Regions from separate parts of the Homo sapiens genome. Here region 2 is linked to region 1. A link is an interaction called in ENCODE POLR2A ChIA-PET data of the cell type or tissue named here. Cell type or tissue: OCI-LY7. All regions are shown on one strand. Links, peaks and the distances in the headings refer to the core of each region. The heading gives the core; the rest is flanking DNA.

Region 1 (5,387 bases), core at 116-5,115:
TCCTAAACTTGATTTAAAATATTCCTTAAGACCTAAACTATTACACAGTATCTGACATCTATTTACCTTAGTTCTTAAAGTAAACATGAAAAACTTTATGTTAAAATTCCAGTCTAGAATATGATCAAACTCCTTTTCATTCATTCATTCATACTGAATTGTCAATTGTCACATTTCTATTTATTTGGTCATGAATGAATGAATGATATAGGCACACATAAACTCTGAAGATATAGAGATGAATACATCTCATATTTAGTATAATACTATTTCTCAACACATTCTTCCTAGAGAAACTATATATGATACTGATTGGCAGTGCAGAGGGAAGACAGGTTCTGAAGATTGTTAGTGTATTCTCTTAAGCTCAACCAAGTCATCGCCTTAATTTCAGCTGCTCTTCAAGTTGTTGTCTCTATGCTAGAACAAATCAAAACAGCCTCTGTCACTTTGGATGCAGCACTAGATCAAACAAATGCTTTCTCCTTTTTCCGATAAGTGGATAACCTTCAGGGCATTTGCTTTTACCTGGTAAGGACAGTACTGCATCTTCACTTTCTTCCCTCAAGGTTATATGACCTTCTAGCTCTTTGCCACAATTTAGGCTACAGGGTTTTGATAATATCCTTATTCCACAGGATGCCACACAGATTTCCTTATATTCATAGCATCATGCTGATAAGATCTGGGGAATAGTGGTTAGCATATAATCTTGATGCCTTATAAAGACACACGTGTGCTAATGGATAGGAGAAAAATATGACAATACAGGAGTCTTCCACCTCATTAAAGTTCCTGAGGGGTCCAGTAGTTATATCTTCTCCATAATTAAAGATAAGTTACTGCGTCTTACATTTTCTGCTATTAAAAGGGGTGCAATACTTATTAGTTGTCAGATTTGAGTAGAGCTCAGAGAAATAAAATACTTTTCAGATAATCCAGGCTGCTTTACAAAGAGGTGTGTCACTGGGTCTAAAATACCTGTCAGAGAACAAGATAGTTTATGGGGCCTGTGGCAAATCTCTATTAGAGAGTCACAGTAGAGGTCTCTAGGGTGTTGAAGAAAATCCATGTTTTTTTCAGAAAATAACTATTCTTCTTTTGAGAAATAGCCCCTTGGCCCTGAATGAACACCCAATGACATGAGCTTCCCATCATAATGTTTAAAGGGTACTATTTGGTCCATCAAGCCTAGAGGTGGTTGTGCCCAGAAGTACTCCATTCCCAATGGATATGACATTCCTACAACGCTTCAGAAGGTCATAAAGCTCAAGAAAGTTACATAAGAAGAATTCTTACAATAGTAATATATTAACTTCTGATGCCAATAGGCATGTGTTAAAGAAACACATACATGAAAAAGTCCCTTTGATCATGGAAATTTAATCATGGAAAGGTACCTTTGATCAACTGACTGAAGAAAAAAAATTAAACCAGATTTATAGACGGCTGTGGAGGATCTCTTAGCATTGACTAGGGTAAATTTTTCTGGTTGTCTACTTTGACCGAAAGAGTAGAAGATCTGAATCATTTAATCTATTCATAGATAGAGGCCAATGATTTGGCTACATTGTCATGGACTACAAAAGAAAAATATTAGACAATCAATGGCCAGGAAGTTTGAGAAATAACTACAAGGGTTGACCTCTAAATGGACCCAGAATTTGAAGATACGTTTGTCTCACGTAGCTGCTTAGTGAAGCCCCTTCTGTAGAGGTAGTTTTCAATAATCAAGATGGAAACCACTCATTCAATGATTTTGTAATAAAGTAACCATGATAACAGGGATGAAGATTATGTGTGGGTTTTGATAACATGGACTTGTACTCACAAAAGATGACCTGGCTTCTAACAATGTGTACGCAACAAATTTATCAGCATAGATGACCAACACTGAACCCCATTCACCCAGAAGTAGCTGGCATAATGGAACAGTAGAATAACCCCCTGATGAGCCAGTTATATCCCCTTGTAGGAAACAATGCCCTTCGAGGCTGGGGAGCTGTTTTCTGGAGCATGGCAGGATCCTAGCAGAAGACAGATGTTAAACTCATATAGAATAATTGAGTAGAGTTTAATAAAGAAGATATTTATAAAGGTATGAACAGCGTGAAGGGAAATAAGCAGGAGTTGATGTAGAACCCAGAGATTGGCACCAATAGGGAGCAGTTTCCACCCCTAGGCCTGAAGAGGCCCAGAAGAAGTAACCCAAACCCAGGAGAAGAAGCTGAATGGAGAGAGCTCACTGACAGCACTGACAGGAGCAGGAGCCTTAGAGAGGTGTAGCCAAACTGTTGTGACCCATCAGCAAGAGAGTCAAAGGAAGAAATTCTACAAACTCATGCTCCTACCCTCCAATCTCACAAAATTGGAAGCCAGAGGACAAGAGAGCCACTTGCTGTAACCCATAAATGCCAGATTCCCAGGGGACAGAGCAGGATGAGGAGAATAAGGAAAAGATTTGGAGGGGAAAATGAAAAACGCCCAGCCCATATTCTGAACAAGTGACCAGCCTATTAAAGAGTGGGACTTCAGATATATACAGCAAGACATTCAGCACTTCATTTAAAAAATATATAAGGTTTTCAGACTTTCTTTAATCAGAATTTACTGCTACATGAAACAGCAATAGCAAAGAGCAAGAAGATACACCCAAATTTCAAGGTCTATGAATTGGAAGGAGAGTAGGATGTAAAAGATGGGACAAAGCATATCCTTAAAACAGGTTTGCAGAAAATAGACACAGAATTGAAGAAAACAGAAAAACAACCAAATTACCAAGAAATGAAAGTAGGCTTTTTATAACACCTGTGGGTTTTTTTTGTTTGTTTGCATTTGACTTTTTGCTGATTACTTTAATACACTTATGTTTCTGATTATTCTAAGTCAATGCTAGACCACCACTATTCAAGATTTTATTTAAGATTTTGATTCACATTAGAAGATAGGTTTTTCATTTTCATTTTAAAGGTAAGGAAGTATTTGAAATAATGAGGACGAGAGTTTATGGGTTTTTTTCCTTCATTCATTGTACAAATAATTTCTTCGTTCATTCTACAAATATTGTTTAAAGTGCTTCCTCTGTGTCAGCACCAACCTAGAACCTGGGAATATAATGGTCCTTGCTCTCCCAAAGCCTACAGTCTGTTGGGAGAAATAGATTTTAATGAATTAACTGCACAAATAAATGTAAAATTCCAATTCTGACACGTGCTACAAAGGAATCATGAATAACATGATTCACAGAGGCAGATGATCACATGACGGAGGTCAGGGATGATGTTTCTGAAGAAGTGATTCAGGAGCTGAGACCTCAAAAACGAATAGAGGCCCAAAAGGCTTCCAGCAGATGAACAACATGGACAAAGGGCCTGTGAGGGGTGGGAGTGTGATGGGTACTGAGGACAGAAAGGAGACCAGTGTGGTGCTTACACAGAAAGCAGGGTAGGCCGGGCACGTTGGCTCACACCTGTAATCCCAGCACTTTGGGAGGCCAAGGCGGGTGGATCACGAGTTCAGGAGATCGAGACCATCCTGGCTAACATGGTGAAACCCCGTTTCTACTAAAAAATACAAAAAATTAGCCAGGCGTGGTGGCGGGCACCTGTAGTCCCAGCTACTTGGGAGGCTGAGGCAGGAGAATGGCGTGAACCCGGGAAGTGGAGCTTGCAGTGAGCCGAGATCGCGCCACTGCACTCCAGCCTGGGTGACAGAGCGAGACTCTGTCTCAAAAAAAAAAAAAGAAAAGAAAAGAAAGCAGGGTAAAGCGTAATTTCAGATATGGATGGAGAGTTAGCATCTTAGGATTTTCTATGATGAACTACAGGGAGATTTTTTTTAGTTGTTAGTGTCAGCTGTGAATTCCCTGGTAAAGGTTCTGTTCAGGCAGGTCCTTATCTTCCTATTCAAATTTTCCTGGACGAGGTCTAGGCCACCCCCTATTCAGTGTTTCTGGTCTTGTCTTTACTTGCTTAACTGTGCTTCTATAATTAGCCACATCTTCTTGCTTTATATGAAGCAGCTCTCATGGTTCCTAAAAATCGATACAATGTATTGTATCTGAAAATGTTACATGTAATACTCATTAACATCTACTAGTAAATAACACTTTTTTGGGAGACCCATGAAATCCTTTGAGGTTTTTCTGGCCAAAGAATGAAATATTGCCTACAATAATTTTATTTACTCCATAGTACAAACATTAACTGAAGGAAAGAAAACCAACTATTTAGGTGTGGATTATGATAAAGAATACACTCCCCTTTTTAGTCTATACAAAATAGAGACTAATTTTTTTAATTACTGAAGATTGACAATGGCACTGCAGCAAAGTGACCCATATCAGTCTCAGAGGGGCAAGACTGAAGATAATAGATTGTTGATGATCTTTGCAGAAGAATACCTGCCTTTCATTTATCCCCCAAACTGTTCTTGGATACTCGCTGTTTTAAGCCCAACTCAGTGTGGAATTAGAGGAGGCAGGAGGTGAAGGAGGAAGAGAAAAGTATTAGTTGAAGATCATGGGGTTCTGGTCTACCCCTCTCTCTGTAACTTTCATTACTTATTCCTCATTTATTGTTTTTATTAAATAAAATACAGTATAGTGTAGTGTTCAAGAGCACAGGCTCTAGAATTAAATTACTTGGGTTACGTTGGTGAATAAAACCAACACAAATCTGGTTCAATCATCTTTTTTCTTCATTATCTCACTGTTTTAGAATAACTTTAAAACACCACTTTAAGTGAAGCTGACTCACGTTTGTGCAGGTGCACATGTGCTTCATGTGTGCATAAAACAGAAAGAGAAGAGAGAAGAGAAATTATTTGTAAAAGAATTCTATTAGGGAAATTCATAGCAGATAACCAAAGATTGGCAAGAGATGGTGAAAAATTTATTCAGGCAAATTATCTTTTCACTCATATCGAGGAAATGCATGTTTCTGAAGTACCAGGAGCGAGTATTATGATCTAACATTATCTCTCATTTTCAAACATTTGCAAAGCATGTTCTTGTTGTGCTCTAGGGTTGAGTCAGGAGTTGCAGCCATTTAAAAGCCCTCTGTCAAGGAGAAAATGTGATTAGACCAACTGCTTGCACCGACACTTAAAAATTAACTGCATATCTGTTTGGGGCAGGGGAGGCATTCCCTAAACACTTGCTGGTTGGGAATGTTGGCTTTCGAATCATTACTTTGTATCCCTTAAAGGTACATTTTAACTGTTTTAATATGTGAGGAACAGGCCGGCCAAATTGTGCTTATGGCTTTTTAACACAAGCAATTTACAAATGCAATGAAGCAGATAATAGGACACATGATACCAAATTTGAAAATCTGTGTTGATGACACCGCTGCTATAGAAACATTTTTGGAAGCAGTCCTGTATCT
Region 2 (5,387 bases), core at 369-5,368, 440 kb after region 1:
TGATCCGCCCACCTCAGCCTCCCAAAGTGCTGGGATTACACGCATGAGCCACCCCACCTGGCACTGTTTCACTTTCAAAATAAAATTAATGAAGATGCAAAGAAAATGCGAGTTTTCATACTCTGTATGTTTTTATTACTGTAGTATGAGGTATGTTATTTGGAAAGCACTGTTTCAATTACAAATATTTGACACTCTTAATTATATTGTCACCTTACATGTAGGAATTCGTCTTTTATAAGTTGAAATTGTCATCTACAAAGACAGTTTCTTTTTACGGATTTTGAAAAACATAAGAATTTAAATAAAGAAACTTTAGTATATTCTTCAGCTGCTCTTTTCTCTTAGTATCTAAGCTTGTTAAAATTGCTGGATAGTTCAATTAAAATCTTTTACAGTGAAAATTGTGTAATTTTGACTGTCCTGAAACCTTTACTCAAGAACACCATTGTGGTTCCCAGTTTGGCAGCTTTAATAAATGCAAATTTTTACTTTTGTATCCATTAAACTGTCATGAATATAAAAATGGGTTGCAAAACAATAATATATGTATATTTGATTGTTTGTTTCTTTATATGTTCCTTTGAAGAAATATGACTATATTTCAGATCCTAAGACAAGTAGTGTATTAGTAGTTTAGAAGAGGGATGGCAAACGTGTTTGTAAAGGAACGGATAGTACATGTTTTTGGCTTTGTGAACCAGATGGTCTCTGTGGTAACTACTTAGATCTGCTGTGAAAGCGGCAATAGACAGCATGATGTGGCTGCACTGGTTTGGTGACTCCTTGCTCAGAACATTGTAAGAATCCCTGTAGACAGCAGAAAATACAGAACATGGTTTTATGCTAATTTGTTTTGTTAGAGTGGGGTATCCTAAAAAATGAGATCCTCTGAGGGGAAGGTTTCCAGAGGCATGCATGGGAGGCTCACAGTGACAGGGTATCAAAGTTGATGGACTAGGCAACTCTTGAACACAGTATGTTCACTTCCAGCCTATCGTTCTCCCCACCCCAACTCTCCAACCATTAATGTCCTAGGAGCTTGTAAGATACCCAGAATAGTGGTCCTACATCTACTACTACCCTTGACTGTTGTTTGTCCTAAACCCTCCACTTCAGTAGTATAAATACCACTGACTTTATTTTCATTACTTTTTAAAAACATCTCCTCTGTAATAGGAATTTATATAACTGATAATTGGCTTATTTAAATTATGATTGAAGGCATTTAAATAGTGATGACTTTAAAAACTATGAGTATGGTCAAACCAGTTGCTGTACTCACTTATGATTATCAGTAGTCTCTTATCTGATTAATGTTTAACTTATCAAATTTATTTTAATAAAAGTGTTCTTTACAGGTCCTGAGAAGTATTTCTCGTTTTCATTGGAGATCACAGCATACAAAAGCCAATCGACAACGTGAACCAGGATTAGGATTTAGTTTTGGTATATGTTCGGTTCTATCTTTTGACTTTAAACTTATACATATGAAGCTTTATATGTTTTGTTTGGAATATGTTTGTAAATAAACTTAATAATGTCTTTCAATGAGTAGAACCAGTCCACTGTCCACAGATAATTTACAATAACTCACACTCCATTCTTCCTGATCTCATTTTCTTCCTCAGTATACTACACTGTACATTAGATCTGTTTTAGCAGCATACATACACTTAAATTCCTTCCTTTTTTTCTGAGTGTTTAGCCCAAAATAAATGAGATTTACTGATATATATGAATAGTCTTCAACTTACATATCTGAATGCCACAAATACATTTTAAAAACACTTGTTAGATTACAATTCTAGGTGCCTGGTAATAAGCTAAAGCTTGTTTTTGCTATAATATATCCAAATTGCAATTTTGGTACTATTAGATGAAGTTCTCACTCCTGGGACCAGGGAGCCATGATTTTTTTTCCTCTGCCCTCTATAAAATGAAAACTACACACAAAAAATTTGAAATAATATCTATCTTTGGCATTCTTGGCCTTCTAAAGTGCTTCTTCAAAATTTTTATTTTTTCTCTAGTTAAAAACCATTTACTCAATTTATTTGGTCTCAGAAAATAGTTAAAGGCAGCTGCGATAACTCACAGCTAGGTACAAATGACAATCTCAAAGCTCTCCAGAGTTATTTTTTTTATTATTTGTTGTGTTTTTTAAAGATTTTTCCCTTTTCTTTATAAAGGTTTTTTTTTTTCTTACCAGAATTTAATGAAATTTTTCTTTTCTTTTTCTTTCTTTCTTTTTTCTTTTTTTTTTTTTTTTTAAGATGAGGTTTCATTGTCTCATTATGTTGCCCAGGCCGATCTTGAACTCCTAGGCTCAAGCAGTCCTCTTATTTCAGCCTCCCAAAGTGCTGGGATTATAGGCATGAGCTACTGCACCCAGACCAAATGAAAAGTTTCTGTGTTTTTTTTTTTTTTCCTGTGACTTCTAGCCAAAGACTGGATGAAAATTTTCTCTTTTCTTTTTTTTGAGACAGAGTCTCACTCTGTCACCCAGGCTGGTGTGCAAGTGGCTCACTGCAACCTCTACCTCCCAGGATCAAGCGATTCTCCTGCCCCAGCCTCCTGAGTAGCTGGGACTACAGGTGTGGGTCATCATGCCTGGCTAATTTCTATATTTTTAGTAGGGATGGGGTTTTGCCACGTTGGCCAGGCTGGTCTCGAACAGCTGAAGACAAGTGATCCACCCACCTCTGCCTCCCAAAGTGCTGGGATTACAGGCATGAACCACTGTGCCCAACCTAAATGAAAATTTTTTTTCTTTTCTCTTTCTGTAGCCAAAGACTAAATGAAAGTTTTCAAGCACTGTGAGGATAGCCATTTGGGATGGTGGATTTTTTTTTTTTTTTTTTTTTTTTTTTGAGACTGAGTCTTGCTCTGTTGCTCAGGCTGGATTGCAGTAGCTCCATCTGGGCTCATTGCAACCTCTGCCTCCTGGGTTCAAGCGATTCTCCTGCCTCAGCCACCCAAGTAGCTGAGATTACAGGTGTGGGCCACCATACCTGGCTAATTTTTATATTATTAGTAGATATGAGGTTTCGCCATGTTGGCAACGCTGGTCTCGAACTCCTGGCCTCAAGTGATCCACCCGTCTTGTCCTCCCAAAGTGGGATTATGGGCATTAGCCAGCATGCCCAGCCAGGGTAGTGGATCATACTGAGATAATTAGCATTAATTTGGTATGATTGCTTGTCACTTTAAATTTCTCTCTCAGTAGTAAGAGACTTGCAGGAGAAATCTATGGTGGTTCACTGAGTGACAGAGGATGAGTTAGATATAATTGTTTGGGAGGGAGATTGTGAAGTTCAATACGGGTCTATTCCTTGAACCAGTTGCATCTGGTTCTTTATCTGTAAAGTGGAAATAATATCTATAACACAGAATTTCTATGAAGATTAAATTATATGCTGTATTTAAAGCCCCTAGCACTTAGTGACTGGATCAAAGTAGTTTCTCAATAAATAATACATAATACATACTTGTCATTTTTCCTTTTTTTTTTTTTTAAGAGACAGGGTTTCACTCTGTCACCCAAGCTGGATGCAACCTTGACCTCTGGGGCTCCATGGATTCTCTCGCCTCAGCTTCCTGAGCAGTTAGGACAATAGGTCCATGTCAACCACACCTAGCTGATTTTTTAAATTTTTAAATGTTTTGTTGAGACAGGATCTTGCTATATTGCTCAGGCTGGCCCCAAACTCCTGGCCTCAAATGGTTCACCTGCCTCAGCCTCCCAAAATTCTAGAATTATAGGCATGAGCTACCGTGCCCAGACTTTCTCTACCCTCTATCTACCTGCAAGATTGCTATCAACTGGCACCAATCTTAGAAGTAAAGCTGTGATAGAGAGAACACTGGACTGAAATTCTTAAGTATACTTCTGCTAATTCATTGTGAGACTGATACTAGAATTTCCTTACTCTGCATTAGTTTATCAATAAAAAGAGAGATTTGGCTGGGCGCAGTGGCTCGGGCCTGTAATCCCAGCACTTTGGGAGGCCGAGGTGGGCGGATCACGAGGTCAGAAGATCGAGATCCTGGTGAAACCCCGTCTCTACTAAAAATACAAAAAAAAAAATTAGCCGGGCGCGGTGGCAGGCACCTGTAGTCCCAGCTGCTCAGGAGGCTGAGACAGGAGAATGGCGTGAACCCGGGAGGCGGAGCTTGCAGTGAGCCTAGATTGCGCCACTGCACTCCAGTCTGGGCGACAGAGCGAGACTCCGTCTCAAAAAAAAAAAAAAAAAAAAAAAAAAAGAGATTTGATCTTATGCTCTTCAATTCAGCACCAGAATTCAGCTTTTATGTATTGTTTCTCACATCCCCATACAAATGATTACTGTAGTCTTAAACATTCCTCTGTGCATTTGCTCTCATTTTTCTTGCTTGAAATACCCTATTATCTCTTAAATTTTACCTAATCTTTGACGTTAGATGCAACCACATTAAAACACAAGGATACCATGGATTTGAAAAGATGCAGTTAGCAATTGACTCCTCTCCTCAATCAAGCCACCATACTAATTTCATTAATTTTAAAACAATCCCTTATTTTATGTAAACAAATTGTTGGACACCATTTATTAGCATTGCAGCAGGATTTTATGTTATTATCTTTTGAAAAACCTTTCTACCACTTTTACCAGTTGCTTTGTGCTAATTTATAAGCTTGTCTGAGTTTAAAGGAGCTGTAAGCCTAGGCATGGTGTCTCATGCTTGTAATCCCAGCACTTTAGGAGACCACGGCAGGAGGATTGCTTGAGGCCACGAGTTCAAGACCAGCCTGGCATCATAGTGAGACCCTGTCTCTGTGAAAACAAAAAAAATGAAATAGATAGGGTGAGGTGGCTCCCAGCACTTTGGGAGGCCAAGATGGGAGAATCATTTGAGCCCAGGAGTTCTAGACCCATTTGGGCAACATGGCAAAACCCTGTATCTACAAAAATTACAAAAATTAGCCAGATATGGTGGCATGTGCCTGTGATCCCAGCTAGTTGAGAAGCTGTGGTGGGAAGATCATTTAAGGCCAGGAGGTCGAGGCTACAGTGAGTCGTAATTGCACCACTGCACTCCAGCCTGAGTGACAAAATGAGACTGTCTCAAAAAAAAAAAGCAAAATTATGATATTGATATTCTTATATGACACTTTGAAATAAGTTTTATTGCTTTATGTCACTGAGTGTGTTTCATCTATTTCGTTAGATTGATTCTTGTCGTCAGGGAGATGTCTTGTATATTAGTTTCACTTCAGTGTTAGCAAACATTTGATAAATTGGCTTAGGAACTAATAATAAGTTAAACGTTTTTTATATCACCAATTGGAAAAGAAAAACTCACTTGAGCTCTACAGGTTAATATCTATTACTCATTTGTAAAAG

Evidence for each region. ChIA-PET counts read pairs that join two places held together with the same protein. Peaks named below come from ENCODE experiments on the same cell type or tissue, not always from the same donor. Only the 100,000 strongest peaks of a DNase experiment are listed, where the experiment ranks them.
Region 2: POLR2A ChIA-PET joins it to region 1 with 12 read pairs; 2 of 35 experiments call an interaction of 5 or more read pairs at or near these places.

Annotation. Positions count from the first base shown.
Region 1 is chr1:75,288,283-75,293,669 of GRCh38, forward strand. All of the region lies in intron 5 of SLC44A5 (solute carrier family 44 member 5), which reads right to left. Among named protein-coding and RNA genes, the nearest start is that of LHX8, 160 kb to the left of the region's middle. In OCI-LY7, for the core only: no CTCF peak of the experiment used is centred there; no DNase peak of the experiment used is centred there.
Region 2 is chr1:75,727,040-75,732,426 of GRCh38, forward strand. It overlaps ACADM (acyl-CoA dehydrogenase medium chain), which reads left to right. Exons shown (of 12, transcript NM_000016.6): 2 at 1,362-1,449. Among named protein-coding and RNA genes, the nearest start is that of ACADM, 5.0 kb to the left of the region's middle. In OCI-LY7, for the core only: no CTCF peak of the experiment used is centred there; DNase peaks (open chromatin) are centred at 732 and 2,622; H3K4me3 peaks cover 1,704 bases; H3K27ac peaks cover 4,382 bases.